Linked DNA regions of Mus musculus: all the other regions are linked to region 5. A link is a loop called in an ENCODE intact Hi-C map of the cell type or tissue named here. Cell type or tissue: heart. All regions are shown on one strand. Region 1 has its middle 60 kb from the start of Unc13c. Region 2 has its middle 30 kb from the start of Gm33407. Region 3 overlaps Unc13c (unc-13 homolog C). Region 4 has its middle 14 kb from the start of Unc13c. Region 5 has its middle 30 kb from the start of Gm27211.

The links. Hi-C counts contacts between places; a loop is a spot of excess contacts. Peaks named below come from ENCODE experiments on the same cell type or tissue, not always from the same donor. Only the 100,000 strongest peaks of a DNase experiment are listed, where the experiment ranks them.
Region 1: it touches region 5 in a loop (5-fold over the local background); 2 of 42 quality-filtered maps call a loop at or near these places.
Region 2: a loop joins it to region 5, with 5 times the contacts of the local background. A loop is called at or near these places in 8 of 42 quality-filtered maps.
Region 3: it touches region 5 in a loop (2.5-fold over the local background); 7 of 42 quality-filtered maps call a loop at or near these places.
Region 4: it touches region 5 in a loop (8-fold over the local background); 27 of 42 quality-filtered maps call a loop at or near these places.

What each region holds. Positions count from the first base shown.
Region 1 is chr9:74,026,631-74,031,630 of GRCm38, forward strand. No RefSeq gene overlaps it. Among named protein-coding and RNA genes, the nearest start is that of Unc13c, 60 kb to the left of the region's middle. In heart, a CTCF peak has its summit at 2,011 (motif pointing left); no DNase peak of the experiment used is centred here; H3K27me3 peaks cover 355 bases.
Region 2 is chr9:74,078,019-74,083,018 of GRCm38, forward strand. No RefSeq gene overlaps it. Among named protein-coding and RNA genes, the nearest start is that of Gm33407, 30 kb to the right of the region's middle. In heart, a CTCF peak has its summit at 2,422; no DNase peak of the experiment used is centred here.
Region 3 is chr9:73,555,803-73,560,802 of GRCm38, forward strand. It overlaps Unc13c (unc-13 homolog C), which reads right to left. Exons shown (of 33, transcript NM_001081153.2): 24 at 3,137-3,214. Among named protein-coding and RNA genes, the nearest start is that of Gm27211, 370 kb to the left of the region's middle. In heart, a CTCF peak has its summit at 2,152 (motif pointing right); a DNase peak (open chromatin) is centred at 4,399.
Region 4 is chr9:73,980,235-73,985,234 of GRCm38, forward strand. It overlaps a transcript of Unc13c not described here. Among named protein-coding and RNA genes, the nearest start is that of Unc13c, 14 kb to the left of the region's middle. In heart, a CTCF peak has its summit at 2,918 (motif pointing left); no DNase peak of the experiment used is centred here.
Region 5 is chr9:73,160,061-73,165,060 of GRCm38, forward strand. No RefSeq gene overlaps it. Among named protein-coding and RNA genes, the nearest start is that of Gm27211, 30 kb to the right of the region's middle. In heart, a CTCF peak has its summit at 3,045 (motif pointing right); no DNase peak of the experiment used is centred here; H3K4me3 peaks cover 919 bases; H3K27ac peaks cover 212 bases; H3K27me3 peaks cover 269 bases.

The sequences.
Region 1 (5,000 bases), 870 kb after region 5:
TACTGTTTTAATAGATCAATTTGCTCACTGTTGCATGGAGTGTTCCAAAGAGAAGGATGGAGGATGCTATATGAATGAGCAGAGGAGTGGTCAGCCAGCCTTCATTGAGAAGGTCAGGAAATGTGTCCCAGAAGCCAGAGGTGAGCAGAATCTAATGGAGGAGGGTGGGTTAGCAGGTGTAGCTGAGAAGTGAGAAAATGTTCCACAACATGCAAGAAGCAGGAAGAGCATTGGGATACAGGGCTGGGAGTGGGGTTGGGGGTTGTAAGCTCTACCAGTACCACAGGAGCCTGGAGACCATGAAACAGATTGCAGGAGAGAGAAAAGGAAGAGAAAGAAAAGATATTAGGGGCTCATTGTAAACGGATTTAAAGGGGAAATGAAAACAGAGTGATTGTATTTGCAGAGGAGGGAGTTTTCAATGCTAAATAAAATGAGGGAATTAGAATGGGCCATCCATTGTGGGCCTCTGGGGGAGCCAGGGAAGGGGAATGAACGGGGGAGGGGGGGCGTCAGTAATGGGGAGAAAAAGCCCTGAAAGCTGTGGCCAAGAGCAATGCCGGCCTCTCCCTTGTGTCACCTTGGCCTTGTCTTAAACATTTTTGGTGTAACTCATGATCAAATGGGAGTAAGTATCAGACCCAGTTCACATAGAGGGCACGTGCAGATTCCATGCAATAAAGTACAGAGCATACTGGCTTCCTGCTCAGAGTATAGCTCGTGCTTCCCAGGGCAAGTTCCTCGAATTGCAGGCAGCTGTCCCGGGAAGACCGGCCTGGGTGGCCCTCAGCCACAGGGCCAGGACATCACTGCCCAAGCTAATGGAAAGTAGGAAACCACAAAACTGAAAATACAGAGGCATTTCTGTGAAAAATGGGGGAGTTATTATGATGGACTGTCTTAGTTAGAGTTTTACTGCTGTGAACAGACACCATGACCAAGGCAAGTCTTATAAAAAACATTTAATTGGGGCTGGCTTACAGGTTCAGAGGTTTAGTCCATTATCATCAAGGTGGGAGCATGGCAGTATCCAGGCAGGCATGGCTCAGGCAAAGCTGAGAGTTCTATGTCTTCATCCAAAGGCTGCTAGTGGAAGACTGACTTCCAGGCAACTAGGGTGAGGATCTTATGCCCACACCCACAGAGACACACCCATTCCAACCAGGTCACACCTATTCCAACAAGGCCACTCCTCCCAATGGTGCCACTCCCTGGTCCAATAACATACAAACCATCACATGGACAAAGAAAAAAACCACCAGTATGTTAATATTTTACAGACGTAGATATCATCGGCAGGAGAGAAGAAAGATTTATTTTTGGTAGGTGAGACATGGTAACCCAAAACCCACTGATGAAGTGCTTACTTTATCTAAGATGTACCTAGGTTTTATTCATGTGTATGTGTGTTTGTGGTTAGATTTGTGCATGAAAGGCAGGAAGAGGGAATTGGACTCCCTAAGCTAGAGTTATCCGTGGTTTTGAAATTCCTGAAGTCTATGCTGGCAACTGAATCAGGGCCCTCTAAAAGAGCAGTACCAACTCTTAGCCACTGAACCATTCCTTTAGCCACCAACTCAAAGTTTTGAGCTTGAAACTTTCCCAATTTTTCTGAAGTAAAACTATTTAAGGGAAAAATATATCATATAAGGATAATTTAAAAAAATCCAAAAGAATTTATCTTCATAAAACTAGATATATCGTGTGAATAAAACATTTAGAAAAAACTACAAGAACCCCTAAATATTATAAAGGGGGAAATAATATATATCTTCTAATATTGAAAGGAAATGATTAAGCCCACAGGGAGTTTCTATGGATTCCATTTTTTATTGACATGACACCATGGAGAGGAACAGTAATGAGTTTCTTGTAGTCATGAAATTTCCTTAAAATAAAATTAGAAACCCTTGTACTGGTGAACAAATGCTTGCCTTGGGGTAGTATGATTTAATTTGTTATTTTTAAAGCAAGTGACACTGACCACAGCTGAGTGCTGCCTCCATGTGGTCATCTTCTTAATTGCAGCCATTAATTTGCCAAACTTGACAAATCCCAATCCTGAATTTCTGTCTCTGTATCTCCCCAAATAGTGGGTTATTGCTTGCTTTTCATCCTTATAACTATTATTTTGATTTTTTGTTAGATTTGTTCATTTTATTTTATGTATACGGGTTCTTAATCTGCATGTATGTCTATGTATTACCTGCCTGCCTGGTTTCTGTGGAGGTCAGAAAGTGAGCTTTAGATCCCCTGGAACTGAAATTTCTGGAATGGTTGTGGGTGCTGGGAATCAAACCTGGGTCCTCTGCAAGACATTAAGTGCTCTTAATCATTGAACCATCTCAAGAGCCTTCATTCATATAACTATTTTTTTGAAAGAGGTTTTCCAGTGGGAACTCTCTATGAATCTCTCTGCAGCATCCTTACACTCCTAGTGATGGTTTTGAGTGTCTGTCTGTCTGTCTGTCTGTTGTTGCTGTTGTTGTTGATGTTTGTCAATGAAATCCAGGTCACTCTCATCCATCCACAACATGTCAGTAGTTTACAACTCTTCAAGGGCTGGCCAAAAGCAAGATTAAACTCCATATGTTTAAACAAGAGGAGTTACTTATGTGGCTTTCTGTATATATAGCATTTCCTCGAGTAAGGAAGCCTTGTACATGAAGGCATAATAAAGATTCCTTTTTTGGGCCAACTGCAAAGGTATCAGGTCTCATGGTGCCCTCTTTTCACCCTGTGACAGGCCACACAGTCCACCATTCAACCTCCGATCTAAGAAAGCCAACCCAGGAATGGCTATTCAGGTACACCAGTCTATACATTTTATTACTTTAAATTGGTCATGTATATTTTAAAGCCCCTTTGGCAGTGTTTTCTGTTGACTTGTCCCATGATTATATCTATTTATTGCCTTCCCATTCCATGACCTCATAGCACGTAGCAATGACCTCACAGCACATGGCAATGACACCTCATAGCACATGGCAATGACCTCCATTCCCCTCTGACTACCAAAGTGCAAGGGTTAGTAGAAACTTCTCTGGATATCAGATATCCTACACATCAGATATTTACATTGCAATTTATAACAGCAGCAAAATTACAGTTATGAACCAGCAACAAAAATAATGCTACACAAGGGGGGGAGGGGTCACCACATGAGAAACTGTATTAAAGGCTTGCAGCCTTGGGAAGGTTGAGAACCACTGCCTTAGAAGGATGCAGCACTTTACCCCTTCTTAGAATTGGGAACAAAACACCCATGGAAGGAGTTACAGAGACAAAGTTTGGAGCTGTGACGAAAGGATGGACCATGTAGAGACTGCCATATCCAGGGATCCATCCTATAATCAGCTTCCAAACGCTGACACCATTGCATACACTAGCAAGATTTTATCGAAAGGACCCAGATGTAGCTGTCTCTTGTGAGACTATGCCGGGGCCTAGCAAACACAGAAGTGGATGCTCACAGTCAGCTAATGGATGGATCACAGGGCTCCCAATGGAGGAGCTAGAGAAAGTACCCAAGGAGCTAAAGGGATCTGCAACCCTATAGGTGGAACAACAACATGAACTAACCAGTACCCCCCTGGAGCTCCAGTCTCTAGCTGCATATGAATCAGAAAATGGCCTAGTCAGCCATCACTGCAAAGAGAGGCCCATTAGTCGTGCAAACTTTATATGCCTCAGTACAGGGGAATGGCAGGGCCAATAAGTGGGAGTGGGTGGGTGGGGAGTGGGTGGAGGAGGGTGTAGGGGACTTTTGGGATAGCATTGGAAATGTAAATGAAATAAATGCCCAATTTTTAAAAAAAAGAAGAAAAAAGAAGAAGGATGCAGCAATCATTGCTCTACAGGAAATAGGATCTGAAGGGCCTAGACAGGCAGGAAGATTGACCATCACAGCGGCAAGATAGGTTGACATCTGAGAAAGGTAAGAAAAATAACCCATCCACAGGCCTAACCTTCTCTGCCTGCTCCTATAGATCCTTTCAGTTTCTCAGCACATTCATACCTGCTGAAGGGAAAGCCACTGATTTTCAGTGACTAGCCCCAGGTGCCAAAATTAATGAGGCATTGGCTGGAAGGTGGCTTTCAGTGAAGCATAGAGAAGGTGAGACCGGAGAGGAAAGTCAGGATGTGGAGATAAGAAGGTGAGAGGGAGAAAAGAAGGCCTCTGGTAAAGAACTTTCATCAAAACAAAACGTTGTATCTTTTTACTTGAAGGGAAACATTTGTGTTTTATTGTGTTTCATACTATTTAAATCAAGACAGATATGCAGCTCTCCTTGTATTGCTTATTCTTCTGCATTTCCTCGGGAATACTTAGCACTAGTACCTTCCCACATTCGAGATGGAATTGCTAATTTTTGGGGATAGGCTAAATCACTAACAACCAATTTATGCCTTCCAATAGCTTATAGATCTTAAGTTTCAGTGTGTATTTCAAATTGCTTTGAATTTACAGTCCAGATATCTGGCTTTGGTGCTTGTGGGTCAAGGGTGAAGCAGGGGACAGAATGCTCTCATCACTATTCACCAATTCAAATCACGATTTTTTTTTCCAGGAAAGTTATCTTACCTATCTTTTAAAATTCCTGATGTGAGCACACAGGACTCTGTTAGTGATGGTGCTCAGTCTGGATGGAGCATTTGCATCATCTGTGGGGCACTTCTCAAGGTGACAGCTCTCGGGACAGTATTCTCATTCTTATTGATAAATTCCTATTCTTGAGTTACTCTCTTCCACTTTGTCTCTTTGGTTTTGCAATTGATCAGACTCAGTCTGAAGTGAGATGGCTAGCATGTAGTGTCACCTTGTTTTGGGGAAAAATGTTTTAATGTAATATAACTTAAATAATTATTAATTTTTAACTGTATAAACTTTATTATAAAAAGCATTAAAAAGAAATAAAAACATCACACACCCAAATTAAGACCCACAGTCTATGCAACTTAATGAACTTCTGCTACCGCAGTTACTGTTTAAATATGAT
Region 2 (5,000 bases), 920 kb after region 5:
GCATCAGCTCCAGCTTCCTGACCTGCTTGATTTCCAGTTCTGACTGTCTTTGGTGATGAACAGCAATGTGGAAGTGTAAGCTGAATAAACCCTTTCCTCCACAACTTGTTCCTTGGTAATGATGTTTGTTCAGGAATAGAAACCCTGACTTGCACCATAGTGGAGTATGGTGATTATTGGTGGTGGGAGTTACTTATTACTGAGAGTTACAGAGGCTAAAAACATTGGAACACAGGGTGCTCCATTTGGAGATGGTATAGTATCTGACTTAATAGTGAAGTTGACCTTTACCACAAATTACCACCATGTAGAAATGGGTTCTGCTTAGAATTAAGAGGATCCTTATACACTTAAAAAAATCACCACACATTTTAGGGGTTTTAAAAATGTTTTGTTTTTAAATTAAGATTGGATGAAGAGACCATGTTAATAACTGTGTCATGACCACTTAGGAGAAAAGTCCACTCTGCTGTCCAGTGAGCAGGCATGAAAAGAAATAGAAAGACCTGACTTGACCTCCACTCCTGCCTTCCCAAGCCCTGTTTTAAGTCTTAAAAGATTGCTAGTCTAAGTATGGACTATCTTAAATAGCATGTCTATGAAGGAGTAATTGGTTCTTTTGTTTAGATGAATCCTAAATGCCAGGGTGACATCTGGTGGTCACAGACACATTCTCATGTAAGACAGTATAAATTTCTGCCAATCATGAACCAATTGAAAAAATCATGAAGGAATTTGTGTTTTAACTGGGTTGTAGATGGGGTTTAACCTCCAATATCATATATGAAGGTAGATCCTTATAAGTGAGGAACCAGATCTTAAACAATATAAGAGTACATTCTAAAGCAGTTCTCAACATTAATAATGTGGCAGCCCTTTAATGCGGTTCCTCATGCTGTGGTGATCTATAACCCTAAAATTATTTTCACTGCTACTGCATAACTGGAATTTTGCTACTGTTATCTAAGTATGTTATGCAGCATGGTCTTAGGTGACCCTTGTGAAAAAGCATGTAACCCCTAAAGGGTCACGACCCACAGGTTGAGAACTACTGTTCTAAAGAAAAGGTCTGTGACTGAAGAAGATGCATACTCTGCCATACCTAAGGGCAGTGCTTGGCAGAGGCCCTGGTCGCAATTCTAATAATAAGTAAATGTTTGTGGAATACTTTCATTTCATTTGTTACCTGTCTTAGTCAGGGTTTCTATTCCTGCACAAACATCATGACCAAGAAGCAAGTTGGGGAGGAAAGGGTTTATTTGGCTTACACTTCCATACTGCTGTTCATCACCAAAGGAAGTCAGGACTGGAACTTAAGCAGGTCAGAAAGCAGGAGCTGATGCAGAGGCCATGGAGGGATGTTTTTTTACTGGCTTGCCTCATCCTGGCTTGCTCAGCCTGCTCTCTTATAAAACCCAAGACTACCAGCCCAGAGATGGTTCCACCCACAAGGGGCCTTTCCCCCTTGATCACTAATTGAGAAAATGCCTTACAGCTGGATCTCATGGAGGCATTTCCTCAACTGAAGCTCCTTTCTCTGTGGTAACTCCAGCTGTGTCAAGTTGACACAAAACTAGCCAGTACATTACCTAAATATAAAGACAGTGAAATGAATGAGCAAAAATAACATTTATTTTCTCTGTTCATAAAACTGCCAACAGCTGCTTGTGAGTGGAGCTGAAGATGCAGGCGGAGGATGTGGAAAGAGACAAGTCTATGCGAGGCAGGTGAGGTCCAGTGATGAAAAGAACCTTCTAGGCTGACATCAGAGCTTAGAAACTCTTTCTGAGAGAGGATGAAATCTTCAAAGGACCTTCAGCAGAAATCCTCAAAGCCCACCTGTGCCATGAAAAAAATCAAGCAGTCTAAAGAGGAGGGAGGAGTTAGAGAGAGAAAGGATCCAAATATAGTACCCATAAATGAAAATCTTGGAGGAGGAGGGAGAGGAGGGAGAAGAGAAGAGGGGGAGGAAGAGGGATGGGGAGGGAGGGGGAGAGGAGGAGGGGAAAGAAGAGGAGGGGAGAGGAGAGGAGGGGAAAAAGAGGGAAAGGGGAAGGAGGACAGGAATGGATGGGAGGGGAGAAGATAAAGAAGAGGGGGAAGGAGGAGGAGCAGAGGAGCTGAGACACAAGGCAAAGGTCATCTCAAAGGAAAAGACAGAAAAAAAAATCACACGAAAGAAAATAAACTCAAAAACAAAAAAACAAAAACAAAAAAACCCCAAAGGCTTAAATGTCAGGCAGCCAAGAGAGTCAAGCAGTGTTTTCAATGGGAGCACCTTACAGGATTTGTCTATTTCTTGATTCTTTTACAAATGACCCTCACTTCCTCCAAAGAAGAGTTTGAAATCATCGGGAAACAGCTGGAGTTTCTTTTTCTGAGCTAAGAAAAGGGATGTCTAGTATTGTTTCCCCCTCAAGTGGAGACATAGAGGAACTGCACAGATGGACGAGGGTTTTCTTCTCTGTTGTGGTAAAACACACCGCTGTTTAGAAGAAAAACCTGAAACCAGCTAGAGGTAGGCTCAGCCAAGGTCACCCAGGCTCTGAGAGGCAGAGGCAGCACACAAGCAGGTGTCTTCCTCAGACTCGGTGCCGTCCTGTCCTCTCACATAGACTGGAAACTGAGATATAAGGCATCGCTCGAAGACCTTCAGGATTACCACATCCACCTTTTCTGTTTTATTTTTAAAGAACAAAAGTTGTGATCTAGGTTCATTAACCAGACCCGATGCTTCAATTTCAGCATTTTGGGACTGCCAAACAGAAATGATAAGAATCAGTCCCATAAGGTTGTAAAGAATAAGCAAATTTGTGTTGTAAAGATATTTTTTAAAAAGTTCAATAATAAGTGTTTATAGACTAGAAATTAAAAACTCGCACACAGGTCCCAGCTGAGTCATCTCCACACTTCTTCCAGACAATGGTGGGTAGCTTGGGTAAATGCAACTACCCTCAGATCACAATTTGAAAAATGTTTAAGGAAACTTCCTGGAAATCAACAAACAGTAGAAACTAGATGGATATCTACTCTGGAAAAGCAGGAATTGCACTCAGGGAGTGTTATCTCCTTGCCTGGGAGCAGTCACTCATTTACATAGCAGACAAGGACAGTGGGCCCCTCAGGCTTTGAAGCAGAAAATGTCAGGTTTCTACACCTAGAGAGCTGCAGGACAGCTAGGAAGGGAAGGAGTCACATAGGTGGTGACTCCCCAAGTATGTGACTGATATCTGGGGAAAATGTTGGCTGATCATCAACTCCAACCCACGGAAAAGGTCCAGAAAGGAACCACTAAAGCATTGGTTGTAAACCAAATATCTGAAGAAAACTGCCAGTTGTTGATGACAGAGTCATAGAATACATAGTTTGAGGCTAGCCCTGTTAATTGTTGACTGCAATAAAAATCACTCTTCAGATGTTTAATTTGTATCATTCTGAATGTCAGGGATGCAATCACAGCTCAGTAGTTATACAAGAAGCCAGAGTGTGGCCTACCCCGAGAAAGAACGTATTGGATAATCCACCCACATATGGCTCAAATGGAACCCTCCTCAAGGACTTCTGAGACTGTCACTCATACTTAGCACAAACTCAACAGTGGACACAACACAGATGTAGTCTCTCATAATACGCAAGAAATTTGAAATCAGTTTGGCTGGGGGCTTGGGGATGGAGCAAGCTTGGCTGCATCTGGAGACACAGTCCACCTTGCTCTGCTAACTTCCAGTGTCTTCCCACTGTCATCACCTTCTCTCTGTCTTGACTCAGATCTGCTTCTGCCTCTTTCTTAGGAGGCTGTGCAGTGCTTACCAGGCAAGTCTCCAGCCCACTATGCACCTTCCTGGACCCTCGACTAGGCTTCTTATACTTAGGAGTAAGTATTCATGTTCTGTCATTTTTTTTTCTCATGGCCTGATTGTTATGTCTTCTTACTAATAAATAATATTCTTTTGTCCTTATTGATCACTGTGTGCAGCAGAACAGTAACTTGGTTGTAGTCAGTTGGGGTGATTGTGGTTAAAATACCTTCTCATTCATTCATATTCATATTCATTCTCTCTCTCTCTCTCTCTCTCTCTCTCTCTCTCTCTCTCTCTCTCTCGTTTGTTTTTTAAACCCAGTTTAAACAAGCAAAGAGTTACAGTGTTTAAGCCATCTACAAAGTGTCAAGTTGTGATCTGGTCTTGTGATAGACACACAGGTTCTTGTAACGGCTGCACCATCTCTTCAGTCTCAGACATTTCAGTTTTAATGAAGTGCACTTTATTCAGTATTTTCATGCACAGTGTCATATGGAAAATCATTAATAAGTCAAAGGTGAATTTTCTCAACTTGTAGCTACTTTAATTTTGTGTTTTATCTTTAGTTCCATGATTATTTTTGTTACTCTTGCAGAAAATATAAGCTTGTGTCAGTATATTTTACTACCCCCTTGTCGGTCTATGCACTAGACTATTTTGCTGAGGACTCTGTCCTTGCTTGTTGGGGCCACCTTTGATACTCTGTCAAAGATGAGTTGACAGTATTAGTGGGCTCTCTGTCTGGGTTCTCCTTCTGTTTCATCTATCTGTTTACCTGTTCACTAGCAGTCCACACCATCATAATCACTGTATGTTCTGACTCAGCACTGAGCTAACTCTTTGGGATCTTTAAGCCTGATTTATTGGTAGTTGCAAAACATGTTGATAGTATTTTACTTGGAAGGGTGCTGGCTCAATCTGTATATCACATTTCAAAGAAGGGACAATATTGACTCTCCCTCTTCATAAATATGGAATATCTATTTATTTACATCTATTTTTATTTGTTCCATGAAAGCTTTTGTTTTCTTTATGTGTGTTTTCTATTTCTTTTGTTAGGTAAAAATCTAAGTACTTCAATATTTTTGACATTAATAGGAATGGCATTATGTTATTAATTTAAAATTTTTGTGTTTTGTTGTTCATATATAGAAAAGCAATAGATTTTCTTTTCTTTTTTATTTAAATTATTTTTTAAAT
Region 3 (5,000 bases), 400 kb after region 5:
GGGGAGAAGTTGGCAACCAACATTAGTTTGCTTGGAAGAAGTTATTTATGATTCAAAAAATATATGTGTATGTATGTGTGCTGCATATGTATGATATATGTACACATGTTCAAACTTAGTGCATGCATACATGCTTATTCATACATGTGAAGGCCAGACAAAAGTAGTGGGTATCCTACTCTGTGACTCTCTCATTTATTCCCTGGATTCAGGGTCTCTTACTGAACCTGGAGCTAGGCTGGTGGTCAGCAAGCCACAGAGATCCTCCTGTCTCTGCCCCTTAGAGCATTGATGTTACTGGTGTGCACTTGTGAATGTGACCATGCCTGGATATTTGCATGCATTCTGGGAAATTGAATTCAAGTCCTCATGCTTGCATAGCCAATGGTCTTATCCACTGAGCATGTCCTTAACCTCACATGGTAAAACTTTCAAAGGCTGTTGAATATGCCTGCATCAAGTACTGCATATATGTCTTATAGCGAAAGGTGACTCCTGGTCATACTGTATAATTTTACCTCTTTTTCTTCTTCCTTTGGATAACTTTGGGGGTGGTACAGGGTCTCACATATCCCAAGTGGCCTTGACCTATGTGGCCAAGGACAACAGCTAACTTCTCACCCTCCTGCTTCCATTTCTCCATTTCTGGGATTTCAGCCATATGCTACCACAGCCATAAAATACTTTTTGATTTCTCTAAAAGCCCCAAGTGAAGGCACTTGTTTAAATTACTGTCTCTCACAGATGCCCCGACCAGAAAGAATCTGCAGACCATCTTCATAACTTGGGTCACCCTACAACTCTAACATGATTATATATTAATTAAGCACAGCCATCCTAGAAATCTGTGTGTTACACTTGGCCTTGGGTTTGGGTCTTGTTTTATTTCTAGGCTTCATGTATCTCTATGCTAGTTCTGATTGGTTCAGCTTAGAGCTTTTATTTATCAATGGAAGCCAGGTTAAAAAAGAAGGGAAAACTGCATAGAAAGAGGGACAGAAGGATGGTGAATATAGGGAAGAGTTGCCTTGATTCACTTGACAGATTAGACAGAAACCAGGCCTTTGTTTTATCTCCCTTACTCGATCAACTGCATTTTTTCATGTATGTTATGTATAAGGAGCTCAATAAATGGGCATGGCTTGCATTATAAAGGAAGAAGTTATACATAAACATAGTTTATAATGAGAACCTACACCTTTCAAATTGGTAATTGCTCTCCACCAGTAAGAATCACGTTTGCCTGGTAAACAAGTCTCCCTGTTGGGTGCTTAGCAAGAGGTTGACTTGGTCTACACAACTTCCTTTAACCATGGGCCCCATGGGCCTTTAGTCTGTCAGTTCCATCTTCTCTGCTTAGACTCATCTCAGCAAATATTATCTGCATCAGAGTCCAAGCACAGAATGGTAGAGAAATAGTTAGGGTACGGGGGAAGTTTCTAGAAATAGGTCAGCCAATATATAATTTCACTCCGACGTGATTCCTGGCGTTTCCATTTCACTGAATTTTGGGCTGAGATTTCCCACAAGAAATGAGTGACTTCATCACTAAAACTATTAAATAGATTTAAATGGATGTCACGAAGCATCAGGACAATTAGGAAAGGGAATCGTATGGGATGATTCCCCCAACTGCCATGCCCATTAATTTCAACAGAAGAATCCAGAAATGAGATTGATGCCCCGAGACCTTGGAGCAGGCATTAGCACACTGCAGGGAGCGAGGCCTTATTTCACATAAGCTGATCTGAGACTACCAGTGAAAGAACTCATATTAAAAAAAAATTGTAGCATTGCACATGATTCTTGTGCTTCCCATTTCTAGGGGGTTAAGTAGCACCTTCATTTTTTACAGGGGGGGGCAGCTGAATTTCTCCTTTGGTTTAAAGACTCATCATCTCATGTGAAGAGGCTGGTGCTAACAGAGGTTCTTTAGCCTCAGACATTTGGAAATAAAAGGGAAATTTGCTTTCATTTTGAATCTAGCTTTCTGCATGGGCCCATGGATTACTATACAGAAAGTCTGATGTAAGTGAAGTAGAAACACTGTAGACATAACTTCATTGGGTCTGTTTTCTCTTGTAAAAATATTTACTTTTTGTGTCTGAGTGCTTGCATGCATCCAAGTGCCATGTTGTATGCAGTGCCTGAGAAGGCCAGGAGAGGGCAGCAGATCCCCTGGAACTGGAGTTAGAGATGGTAGCTGATATGCAGGTACTAGGGATCAAACTTGGGTCCTCTGGAAGAGCAGCCAGTGCCTTTAACTGCCGAGCCAGCTCTCTGGCCCTAAGGGTTTGTTTTATTTTTGTTGCTGTTGGCAGCAAGCAGGGTGAGTCCAGAAAGACCAGCTGTTCCAGTGACTCTTGCCTTTAATGACTTTCCCGTTTCTCCCCCCCCCCCCCCCCCCCCCCGCACACACCAGTTTGTAAGGAAAGACAAGACCTTGGCAAGCAGGAAGAGGCAGGAGCGAGCTAATTCATGTTTTACTCTTTGTCTGATCTCAAGAAGCAAATGAGAGAGCACGTGCACGCATGTGCGTGCGCGCACGGGCCACGCAATGGTCTTTAAATGGCGGGGGAGAAGGACAGCCAGGGGAAGCGGGTAACGCTTGCTATCACAAACCTCATAGGAGAATCTCTCTCCTTCCTTCTTCTGTTCGTGGAATTGCAAGGCACAGATGTTGAATAGAGACACGACACATTACAGACACAACACACAGATAGCACGTTTGACACAGCTCTCACGATGTGAAAAATTAAGCACCGACATAGCACGATTGCCACAACATAGATTCTAAAACAAGTGTCAACTTCAACAGGAAGTATAAAATGTAATCTTTGTCATACTACTGATCACTAGTTTATATGCATACATTTTAATTGTACAACAGGTTGGCTGGCTCTCTCCCTGTCCCTGAATACACCTCCATTTACTAAAATGCTGTCATAGTGACTGCCGTAATTGCGAATGGGATTTTAGAGATAAAAACAATCAAACAACCAAGCAAACAAATGCTGCTTCCTGTTCATTGGTAAAAACCATTTCAAAAAGTAAGACGCTTTCCAGAACAAAGCAAAATGCTACTAACATCCACCCAAGAGTCCTTTGGTAAAGACAAAAGTGGACACACACTCACCTCTTTCCCACCCATGGATTCAAACATTTTTTCCAGCTGGACCCGCAGTTGTTGGATGTTGTTCATCAATATGCAAGGCTTGTAGAAAGAGAAAGAGAGGCAATGTGATCAACATCCTTCGCATCCTCCCACCTCTGGAGCGAGTTTAACTTCTACAGTCTATGGCTGTCAACCTGTGGCCTGTGATACACACCAAACAATCATTAGGCTACTTTGAATGAGGGCTTTTAACAGCTGGGACTGGAAAGGAAATAGATGACCATTTGGGGGAATACAATTTAACAATCAACATGTGCAATAGCACATGGAGACTGGCTATCGGCAGGCCCTTTCCTCTTCTTGTGGTATTTTGAAGATAAGAGTTAGCCACTTTTTCTTTACGGTTTTGTTGGATACAATGTTTCTTATGTGCCAGGCTAGTCTCAGAGAGCTGGGCATGATCGTGAACTTCTGACTCTCCGGCCTCTACTTCCCGAGTTCTGGGATAGCAGGTGTGGACTACCTGACTTCTGCAGTGCTGGGGATTGAACCCAGGACTTGAGAGATGCTTTGGGAGTGCCCTTTCGATGGAGCTGTATCCCCAACCTACCCTAGTCTATGTTGTTAACTTTTTTTTTTTTATTTTGAGAAAATCAATTAATTTCAATTCTCTGGTAACTGTGCTGTTTTAAAACCAAAGAACATTTGTGTTTCTTTTTTTTTTTAAACCCAAGAAAACTTCCAAAAAATTTAAAATGACTTCGATGGAGTTTCTGTCTTTCACTTAAGCCAGGAAGCTGTAGACTAGTCCCTTCATTATCTGGCTCAGAACAAATGTGTTTCTCTTCTGACTTTCCTCTTTGTTTATTTGGGTTCTTTTCCATCATTTAGATTAGAATTTGCTACCTTGGTTTTAAACTTTTCTATCACCTACATTGCCTTTGCTTTACAAAGACTTTACACTGAGGTTTTTTTTTTTTTTAAATTTTTATTTTTTATTGTCACTGGCTAACGTGAACGCTGTGCGTGCTGCTGTGCACTGGGTAGACTGCAGCACTGTGCTTACACGGGACTCGTACTTAGGCATTTGAGTTGTTTCTAGAGAGGTAGAAAAGGGCAGTGGTGTTATAAAACTTTGTGACAAGACGAGATATCAATTTGGAATTAATTTCAAATCAGAAAATAGATTTTGGCCTAGCTGCAAAGCTCACTGATGGCTGCGACACATCGATTCTGAAGAGTCAGTGGCTCAGAGCTGGGGATGACAGAGACAGGAAATGGACACACTTTCCAAGTGGCTGGGAAGGGAGCCAGCAATGAATCAGAAGGTCAGACAAAGGACTCATGGGACATCAAAGAGGCGTTAGCTCTCATCAGTGGAAAGATTTTATTATTACCTTAACCACATCACAGACCTTCGAGAGACTTTGTACTTGACTCTTAAAGTGACCACAACCTAAGTCTGATTTATGGAAACAATTCCACACTTCTATTCTGTTCCTGGATTCTGGCCACTTAGATATTTTATTTTTCTTTAAACATAGATAACTGAGAGTTACACTCCCGAGTTTCTGACTGTGGGATGCTACAGACAGTTTTAATGGCCTCTACTCCCAAAATCACAATCTGCACTCCTTGATCCCAGCATACTCTACTTGATTTATTTGATGTTAGCATTTAAGTCTGTTCTTAGTACACAGAACAAGACGAGAATACCAATTCTTTACATAAAAAGCCATACACCAAGTCAAATATGGTCATTTCTGATTTTCAAGAATGCTAGGGAGAGTTGGGCTCACTTGGGGCAATGGCTACTCACTACATGAAAAGAGGATGGAGAAGAGAGAGGTAAGAGGGAATTTTCTGGGTAAAGTTGAGATAAATA
Region 4 (5,000 bases), 820 kb after region 5:
TTAACATCGTCTTCCTGGAAAGTTGTGCTTTCCTACCTTAAAGACGGTACATCCGGGGAACAGAACAGAGCCCAGGCCATCTCAGCACTTAAAAGATCAGAGACTGGCTGGGGCGATGGTTCAGTCAGTGAAGTGCTTGCTGTACAAGCAAGAGGACCTGAGTTTGACACCCCAGCGTTGGGCAAGCAGAAACAGGGGGATTCCTAGGGCTCATTGACTAACCAGGCTAGCAAAATCTATGAATTCCAGGTTTAGTGATAGGCTCTATCTAAAATAAATAAGGTGGTCAGAGATAGACATACAACATTGTTCTGTAGTCTGCATACACACGAACATGCAAACATACATATACATGCACATAACCTTCACAGGCACACATGAGCACACACACAGAGAAGAAAAAAAATCAAGAGACTATTTCTAAATACTGCCAAGACATGACTGAGTGCCTGATGCAGTTTAACAAGCCTCTCATACACAAATCTTGCTGACTATGCCATGACAGCTACAGCGTTAAGAACCAGTGTGTATCTAACATTGAGAAGGATGAGTTTTGCAAGATTTCTCCACAGAAATCACGGCAACTCAGAAAGTGTCTAAGCATGTCTTATACATAGCTGATTTCAGTTGACAGCATGGCTTCAGGCCACGGACAACATCCCTCCGGGGACAGCAGCTCCTGTCACCACCTTAAGGTGCCAATGGGCAAAGACATTTTGCCGAGATACAATTCCTACCATGTCCCTCAGATAATTTCCTTTTCTTTTTCCATACGGCATCTTATAGACTGCCTTTAACAATGAAGGTACAATCTTGGCCAAGGGTGACAGATTTCTGGATTAGATGGATGGGTGGGGGGAGTGTTTCTTCTTTTAGGTGGATTTAAACATCTTGGGATTGCACATGATCATCATTGCAGACTCTTCATTACTCGGATGCATTGTATGTCCTTGGAGAATGAGAATTGTGTGCCTTGAGAAGGAAGGAAGCCAGTATAACGCTTCTCACAGAGAAAGGAGGAGCTCCCTAGAAGCCACACTGTTTGGCTGAGTGACATTTTTCAACTTACACTTCCTGCAGGGCTTGAGATATGGCACCTCTGCTAAGAGTCCCGGTTACTCTTCCAGAGAATCCAGGCTCAGTTCCCAGCAGTACATGGTGACTCACAAACTGTGTGCAGCTCTAGCTCCAGGGGATCTGATGCCCTCTTCTGTCCCTCATTAGTACCAGGCATGTACCCCTTGCACTTTTACACACATAGACTAATTACTCATACATATTAAATAAAAGGAAATAAATCTTCAAAATATGCATTCCACAGAGTCTTGGAATTTAGAGAAATAGAGCAATCACGCAAACTTTTCCTAGTAACTAGAGGGGCTCCCTTGCTAAATTGTTGGTGTGCTGCAAAAGCCCATTTACCAAGCTGTTTGATTTAAAAGTCCTTTGATATACTGGGTTGTAGGTATAAATAGACAACCTCCCTCACAAGATTTATCCGTACTTATCCTTACCATGACACCCTGGCTCTCTCCTCAAACTGTACATTGTGTTTTGCTCAACCAAGCTCAGATCCCCAAGCCTCCCAATCTATATCCACTGGCTCAAGACTGAATCTCTCTACAGATGAACCTCTTTCAGTTCATCCTGTCTTAGCCACGAGAAAGGGTTAGGCTTACAGTATCCTTCAGAGAAGCAAGCATACATCTATCCCATGGGGATATATTTTAAGTTCTCGAAATAAACATAAGTATAGGTTTTCTGTTATATAGAGATAATTTATTGATATTACAACCAGACTTCTTTTGTTGAAAAAGAAAGAAAACTTTTAGCCCAGGAAAGACAGCCAGATACAATGCAATGAACTAACTTTTGCACTGAGTCCAGCCTTCCTAGTTCATCAGTAGATTCTGCAGGCTGAGTCTTTCCCAACTCATGCCACTGGGATATATGTGCCAGATGGACACACAGAAACTGTCTTCCCCTGCTGGAGTCGAAGTTATGTTTCTGGACATAAAATTATCCACCCTATTTTATTTCTAGTCCCAAGTGAAGCAATCAGTTTCCCCAACAATTTCTTAGCCGTTTTCAGTCTGTGAGCTTCAGCTACTGGCTCCTTCTTTTTGCAGACTCAACTCTACTGTCTGAATGAGCATCACCGCCCCCCTCCCCAAGTCTTTTACCCTTATGCTGCAGGGTCTTCCTGTGATAAGGTGTCATGAATCCACTCTCAGCAAGGTTATTGCAGTAAGTGTTGTTGCTTTCTGAACGCATATTCTTACCTAGGATTTGTAATAAGACATATATATATATATATTAAAACAAAATCTTTAATGGGGGCTTGCATACAGTGCATCTATAACCATAATGGTGGGAAACATGGAAACAGGCAGGCAGGAAGGCATTGTCCAGGAGCAGTAGCTGGGGCTTAGTTAGTCTCTCTCTCTCTCTGTCTCTCTCCCCCCCATCTTTCTCCCTGTAGCTCATGGATAGCATGCCATCTTCTAGAGTTATCTCTGCAGTACCCTGAGGTAGGGACCACCCTTCACCTCCCAGCTCACCAATGAAACTGATGCTTGTAGACATCAAGATGTCACTCATGCATGGTGCCATACATCTCCCACAGGCTCAAACCCAGGAAGGCTGGACACAATGCAAAAAATAGTCAGTTCATTGTATCATGGCTAGCTGCCTTTCCTGAGATAAAAATTCTTTTCTTTCTTTTTCAACAAAAGAAGTCTGGTTGTTATATCAACGAATTATGAAGATAGCATCTGAGGGTCTCTATGTCACAGAAAACCTATATGCACGTTCATTTTGAGAACTTAAAATATATCCCCTCGGGGTGGGTGTGTGCTTGCCACTCTGAAAACCATTGTAAACCTAATCCTTTCTCATGGCTAAAGCCTGCCCCCTGCTGGTAAATCTAATTGGTGCTCCTGATTGAAATCCTGTCCTCGGCCGCATGGATGATTCTGATCCATGAATGGCATAAGCCATTGGAATACAAGAACAAATGAAACTAATGAAATAAGCCTGATACAGAAAGACAAGGGCTGCGTGGTGTTGCTCAGATGTGGAATCTAAGAAATCTGAACTCAGAACTAGAGATTAAAATGGTGATCATCAAGCACTAGGAACATTGGTGGGAAAAAAAATACAAAAAAAAAAAGCTCAAGAAATTTGTTTTATAGCTTGACTGCAGCAAGAATTGTATTTTATTATTGATAATTAGCATAGGTTAAGTGTAAAGTGGTCTCTCGACAAAAATTACAGTTGTGCCAGGCAAAGTGTATTGTTTCCCGGCCAGACTTAACCACTCTGCACTATGCGTGAATAGTCATATCTGGATTGCATGCAGCGGCACATGGATCATTTCAGAATCACCACAGATACCAACATCTTCATTTCATAAAAATAGCATGGGTCAGTATTTCATAGGTCCCATGCTCATCTGATGTGAGTAAGCTTTATTTTAAAGCATCTCTCTGGTTGACTTACTACACCTCACACAACATAGATGATATTGAAACAGGCATCATATTGTGTTGCTTATGGGATATTGAGGAGAAGGGGTAAGATGTTGGTATAGATGCATTTTCTTATTTTTCCTCTCAAATATTTGTGATTATTGTATATATTCACAGTTGGTGGTACTTTGAATTCACGAGTGTGGAATCTTTGGATTGGAGAATTGTCTATACTAAATAACATCATGTTGAGTTTGCCACATGTAAACAATTTTGTGTGTCAAGTCAGTTAACATACAGGGACACACTTTCTCCAAGGTCAGATCTATAGAGTGGAGTCATTGAAACATAACTCACATTTGTTCTTGTATTTGAATGAGAATGAACCCCTATAGGCTCATATATTTGAATGGTTTGTGTCTAGTTATTTGAGAAGGATTAGGAGGTGTGGCCTTGTTGATGGAGGTGGGATCAGATGTGAACTCTCAGGGATCAAATGTGTACTTCTCCAGTCATGCCTGTCTGCATGCTTTTATGTTTCTTGCCACGATGGTCATGGACTCACCCTCTGCAACTATAAGTTGCAATTAAATGATTTACTTTATAAGTTTCATTGACCATGGTGGCTCCTTGCAGCAACAGAAAAATAAAAAGAAAAGAAAAGAAAAGAAAAGGAGAGGAGAGGAGAGGAGAGGAGAGGAGAGGAGAGGAGAGAAGAGAAGAGAAGAGAAGAGAAGAGAAGAGAAGAGAAGAGAAGAGAAGAGAAGAGAAGAGAAGAGAAAAGAAAAGCCAGTTCTTTTGAATATAAGCTTTCTGATAGCCACAAGACAATGTTGGAAAGTGCAATACCAAGAAAGACACAAGTACACTTGTTACGTGTTCCTTCCAAACAGGTGTGAGGCCTAAGGACTTGGAGTTGCATTATGTACAAGTGAGTGCTGGCAGGTTGTGACCATGTGGTTCTTAAAAGGGCAGAGGATGACACTGCCATTCCATCAGATGAAAGAACTAATTAAAGCAGAAGGTTCACGTCTGTAATTACATTTTATATCTGAAGGGGAAAAAGACACTAAAAGCCTTGACATTTGCTGCAAGCTATGCTCCTCTCCTCTTTAATGATGTGGGATGTTCCTTTGCAGCCAGCTGCCAATAAGGCATAGAAGAAAGACCCCAGTAAGTTAGCTTACCTGCTTTCTGACACAGAGAATTGTCACTGAGAGCCACATCTTCCACTGGAGCTAAGAGTAGCATGTTTGTGGTTTGACATCCCTACACAATCAAACTTGTCCCTTGTGTGTGTGTGTGTGTGTGTGTGTGTGTGTGTGTGTGTGTGTATTTGAAAATAATTCCAAGCTCACTTGAAAATAATAATAACTTCATAATGAGAAAGAGAATATATAAAATCTCAATTAACACAACATGGTTAGTATATTAAAATTGCAATAGCTGAAAATTATTACCAAAGTAGTATCATTAAATCCATGCTCTGAATTTTATTTTTCAAAGAGAGGTGCATCTGTTAGTCTGATG
Region 5 (5,000 bases):
CCAGTGCTGGGATTAAAGGTATGCCATATAAAAATTATTTATTGTTAATGTATGTACGTCTATGTATGTATGTATGTATGTATGGTGTGTGTGTGTGTGCGCGCGTGTGTGTGTGTGTGTGTGTGTGTGTGTGTGTGTGTGTATGTGTGTGTGGGCATGCATGTGCCACAGTGCCCACGTGGAGGTCAGAGGACATCTTTTAGGAGTTGGTTTTCTCCTTTTACCAGTGGCTCTGAGGCTCAAACTCAGGTTGACAGGGTTGCTTGGCAAGTGCTTCCATCTGCTGGAGCCCTCTCAGCAGGCAGACCTTGAACTTCTGATCCTCATGCCTTCATTCCTCAAGTGGAGAGAATTATAGGCATGTACCTGGTTTATACAGTGCTGGGGGTCTTGTATCCTAGGCCAGCATGCCACCAGCTGGGCCATATCCCCAGGGCATCATCCTACTTTAGACTTGGAGTGGCTAAGTTTCTCTGAGAGGCACGTCTGGACCTCTAATCTGGGTCTCTATGACCAGGCCTACACTCTCAGGCTGGAAGGACCACTGCCTCAGAGGAGTGTGCTCTGGGCTGTCTCCCTTAAGCCAAATACTCCCGAAAATATGGGGGACAGTGGTGCCTGCCTAATACATCTTATTTCCTTTCCATATGCATCCTCTTGGAGCCCAGCCCTTTGTATGCATCCCTCCACTGAAATGACTGGTTTGAACTCCACATGGTCTTTCTTCTGCCACCCCTGCCGGGGGAATCTTCGCTTGACCTGCTGTCTGCCTGACCTGCCTGCAGCCTCTGCTTCAGGCTCCTTCTGTGTTTCTATTGCTGATGCTTTGATATTGGGTGGATCAGACCTCATGTGTGAATGCCCAGCTCTGCCCTTGTCAACCATCTACTGAAAGTGTCTTCAGACAATCCAAGTTCTTCTTGACTAGATGGCAGGGATCTGGGAATGTGTTACTAATTACTGCTTTGAAGTCACAGGTCTTTCTGCAATCTTCTTTGCCCTTACTCTGTGATATTTTTGTCGTTGGCTTTACAGTATTATATTCTAATTATACATACTTGTCTTTATGCTACTTGTGGGGAGGGACTGGGTTTTTTTTTTTTTTTTTTGTTTACTCTTGTCCAGTACCTGGTACATAAATGATTCAGTGGAGTTGAGAGACGTGGCCCTAATTCACTAATTTAGCATCTACAGAAACCAAATTTCCTGGTCTGTGTCCTGCGTTGTAAGAGAGATCCACTTAGGAAGGCTCTTGTTTCAGGAGTGGATAGATCAGGAATGGGGTGGGTTGGGGAGACCAGTGATGGACTCTGTTTTGTATGGAGCCTGAGCTAGCGTTTCAATCTCTTTCTCTATGTTTTTTTTTTTTTGGGGGGGGGAGGGGACAATCTCACAGGATAGCTTTCTGACCGACTAAACTTAGTAAGTATGCAACCTACAAGAAGAGAAGCTTTTTTTCTTTTGCCTTCTGATTTTGGAAGTTTTAGTGCTTGATTGCTTAGCACCGCCATTGCACTGGGCGGTGGCCTTGCGTCGTGTTGCTGAGGCGGTTGCTATCACACACATTGCTGGGAAGCAATCAGAGTAAGGCTGTGGGGGTCAGGGTCCCAATATCCCCTTCCGGGAACTCGCTAAAGTGGTTAATTTCTTTCCTCTAGGCTCCATTTCTTCCTTTTTTTTTTTAAGATTTATTTATTTATTTATTTATTTATTTATTATATGTAAGTACACTGTAGCTGTCCTCAAACACTCCAGAAGGGAGAGTCAGATCTCATTACGGATGGTTGTGAGCCACCATGTGGTTGCTGGGATTTGAACTTCGGAAGAGCAGTCGGGTGCTCTTAGCCACTGAGCCATCTCACCAGCCCTAGGCTCCATTTCTTAAAGGCCTTCTACCAGCCAGTCGGTCCACGCCCCTGATGAGCCTGACCCCACCGGCACGCGCATGTGTGCCAGTGTGTGTATACACATTTGCGGAGGCCAGAGGCCAACCAGTATCCCTTCTCAGGACCAGTTCACCTTGTTTGTTCGAGACAGGGTCTCACTGCTTGGAGTACATTAATTAAGCTGGGAGAGACTCCCCAGTGCCACTAGGTCTAATTCCCCCTCCCCTACCCCCACGAGTGGAGGGCACACGGACTCAGGTTTGTGGATTTAACACAGCAAACACTTTACCAATGGAGCCTTTTCCCCAGCTCCACACATGGCCTATTTAGAGGTAGAGTAGATCGAAACCACAAGAGCACTTGGAGTGCAACCTAACTTTATATGGAGGTCAAGGTTGAAACACCAGCGAGGACCACCTCATGTTGTCATATTAAGTGTAAACCAGGGCCTTTGAGATGGCTCAGCAGGCAAAGGCACCTGCCAACAAACCTGACAGGGCTAGTTCAATCCCCGAGGCTCATACTGAGGAAGAAAACCACAAGCTGCCTTCCGATCTCCATACGTGTGTGAGCTGTGGTCACAACCCGGTCCTCAAAAATAAATAAATGTAATCTAAAAAATTTAAAAAGCAACACAGGATCAGTGACTGAAGGCTAACCTTTTTCTTGCTGATAAATGTTTTCCTGGGCATCTGAGGTGGCTGAGCTCTGCAACGCCTTCTTGCCCTCCTTCCTGTCGGGAACCTCTGAGCTCTTTCCCAGACCTGAAGGTCACACGAGCCTGGAGAAAGCCAAGGCTGGGGCTTCTCTGCTTGGGCAAACAGGGCCACCTCCCACTTTTGGGCTCGGGTACTTGAGTTGGAGTTGTCAGTTTCGCAGCTGATTCTGATGGACTTCACGACAGCTGCAATTACTGGGGCCTCGGCAGTGTGACAAAAAGCAGTTTTTAAGAAAATCGAATCTGTTTAAAGGAGGAAAAGAAGCTGATAATTGACTCGACTTTTAGTAACGTCAGCACGTGATTTTAGAGTCCCTTGTCTCAGCTGCTTGTTTTCTCCGTTTAGCAGAGGATCTGCATTCACTTGCTAAGGCATCTTTCTTAAGCCATGAAGTCATCATTTTGCAGAGGTTGTACCGCGAAAGTCAGTGTGGTGGTAAGACCGACAGAGGGCGCTGTGTTATTTCGGATAACTTCGGAAAGGTCCGAGAAGTTTGGTTAATGCCTTCAGAGCAAGCCCAGAGAAAGTGTGAAAGCACAGCGATTTAACCTCACTAATTCTTTTAGCAGCACGATGCAAGTTTAAAGAACAAAAATGGGGCGGGGGAGGGGGGGAGATTCGTCGCCTTTCCCTTTAGGTTTGAGTTCGGTGTAAAGAAAACTTTCCGTGTGTTTATCAGCTACAAAAGGGCTTACACAACGAATCGGCAGAACCCACGCACAGCGCACTGTTTTCTTGATGTATTTCAGGTGCCTCGGGGGTGATGGAAATGTTCTTAAATGACCCCAAGACGGTGTTCTGAAAGTGGTGTGACTCTTTTAACTTTGTAGATTTCAAAATAAAAAGTTGCTGATTGTATCAAGTCTAGTTTCCAGTGAATATTTTGTTTCCTTCCTTGGATTTCTCATTTCTTCCCTTTCTCCCTTCCTCTCTTCCTCCTTTCCTCCCTCCTCATCTTCCTGCATTTTCTTTATTCTGGATACCTCTCCCTAACCGGCTTTCAGGCTTTGGTATTTCTCTCCTGAAGCTGTTTTAGATTTATGTCTGCAGGTAGCACTTGGTGGTTACATCTGCCTGGCAATGGGGGGTGCTTATTGCCACAGATACTAATTATCTCATAAAACAATTTACAGATATATTATTTAAGAAAAGCAAGAATTGACAATAATCTCTGGGCTTTCAAGTTTATATAGTGAAATGAAAATAGTGTTAGGATATGGTCAAACTCACATTCTGCATATCAAAACCAGACAAACCCAGACTCATCTGTCTTGAAACTTCTCAATGCTTACTCAAATTGTTTTTATTCCAGGGGATTTTTGGACCCGAATTCCTCTGGGGTGGGATTTCACACACACTTCTGAAAGGCTCACAATGACTTGCTACAGCAAGGCTGTGGGATAATCTATCTGTATGAAATGAGGTGCAGCAGTGGGGGCTGGGGGAAAGCCTCCACTGGGCAAAGGACTTCCTTCCAGGACACTGGGGAGAGAACCTAAGCGAAGCCCAAAGGGACCAGAAGGAGCAAGGAACGAGAAGGGGGAAGCAGGGAAAGATGGAGAGTAAGGCAGGTGTGAAAGGTGATTTATGTGATGTGAATAAATACTAGAGACGGTAGCAAGTTAGTAGCTCTTCACAGCAGCCAGGCATGGATAAAAGGGAATAGGGCGGCTTTCAACTCAGGGCTCTTAGGAAATTTCCTCCCCCTTAAGGCTTACCCTACAGTCACTCTGGACACTTAGTGTGTGTCACTTCCCCAGCACAAGTGCTTTCATAAGGACGGTCTTACACTGAGGGATCTTCCAGAGACATCCCTTACTATGCATCTATAGAAGTCAGATATTGGTTAAAGTAGATGACAGAGGTTTCTCTCTGGATGACATGTGACTGGGGGCCATGCAAATTATATATATGACTTATTATATATAAAATATAAAAATATATAAATACATATGTATTTATATATCTATTATGTGTGTGATGTGCATGCATTTTGCTTGCATATGTACGGCACACTTTTGTGTGTGTGGGCGTGGTTACCTTCCTCAATTACTTCTGCTTTGTATATTGAAGGCAGGCTTTATTGCTTGGCATTTTGGGTAGTCTGGCTGGTCGGTTTGTTCCAGGGATTTCCCATATCTGCCTCCCAGATGCTAGGATTACAAGCAGCTGCAGTACCCAGCTGCTTTTATGTGGGTTCTGGGGATCTGAGTTCCAATCTTCAGCTCTCTATAGTAAGTGTCTGAGTCATTAAGACATGAACTCTCTCTTTCCCTAGAATTCCAGTTTGGTTCATGGATGTCGAGTTTTGCATTTCACCGTTACTTATAGAACATTGCTTGTCTCAGTTTGGTGTGCCATATAGTCTATAGCACATTTCAACAGCCATGAAAGC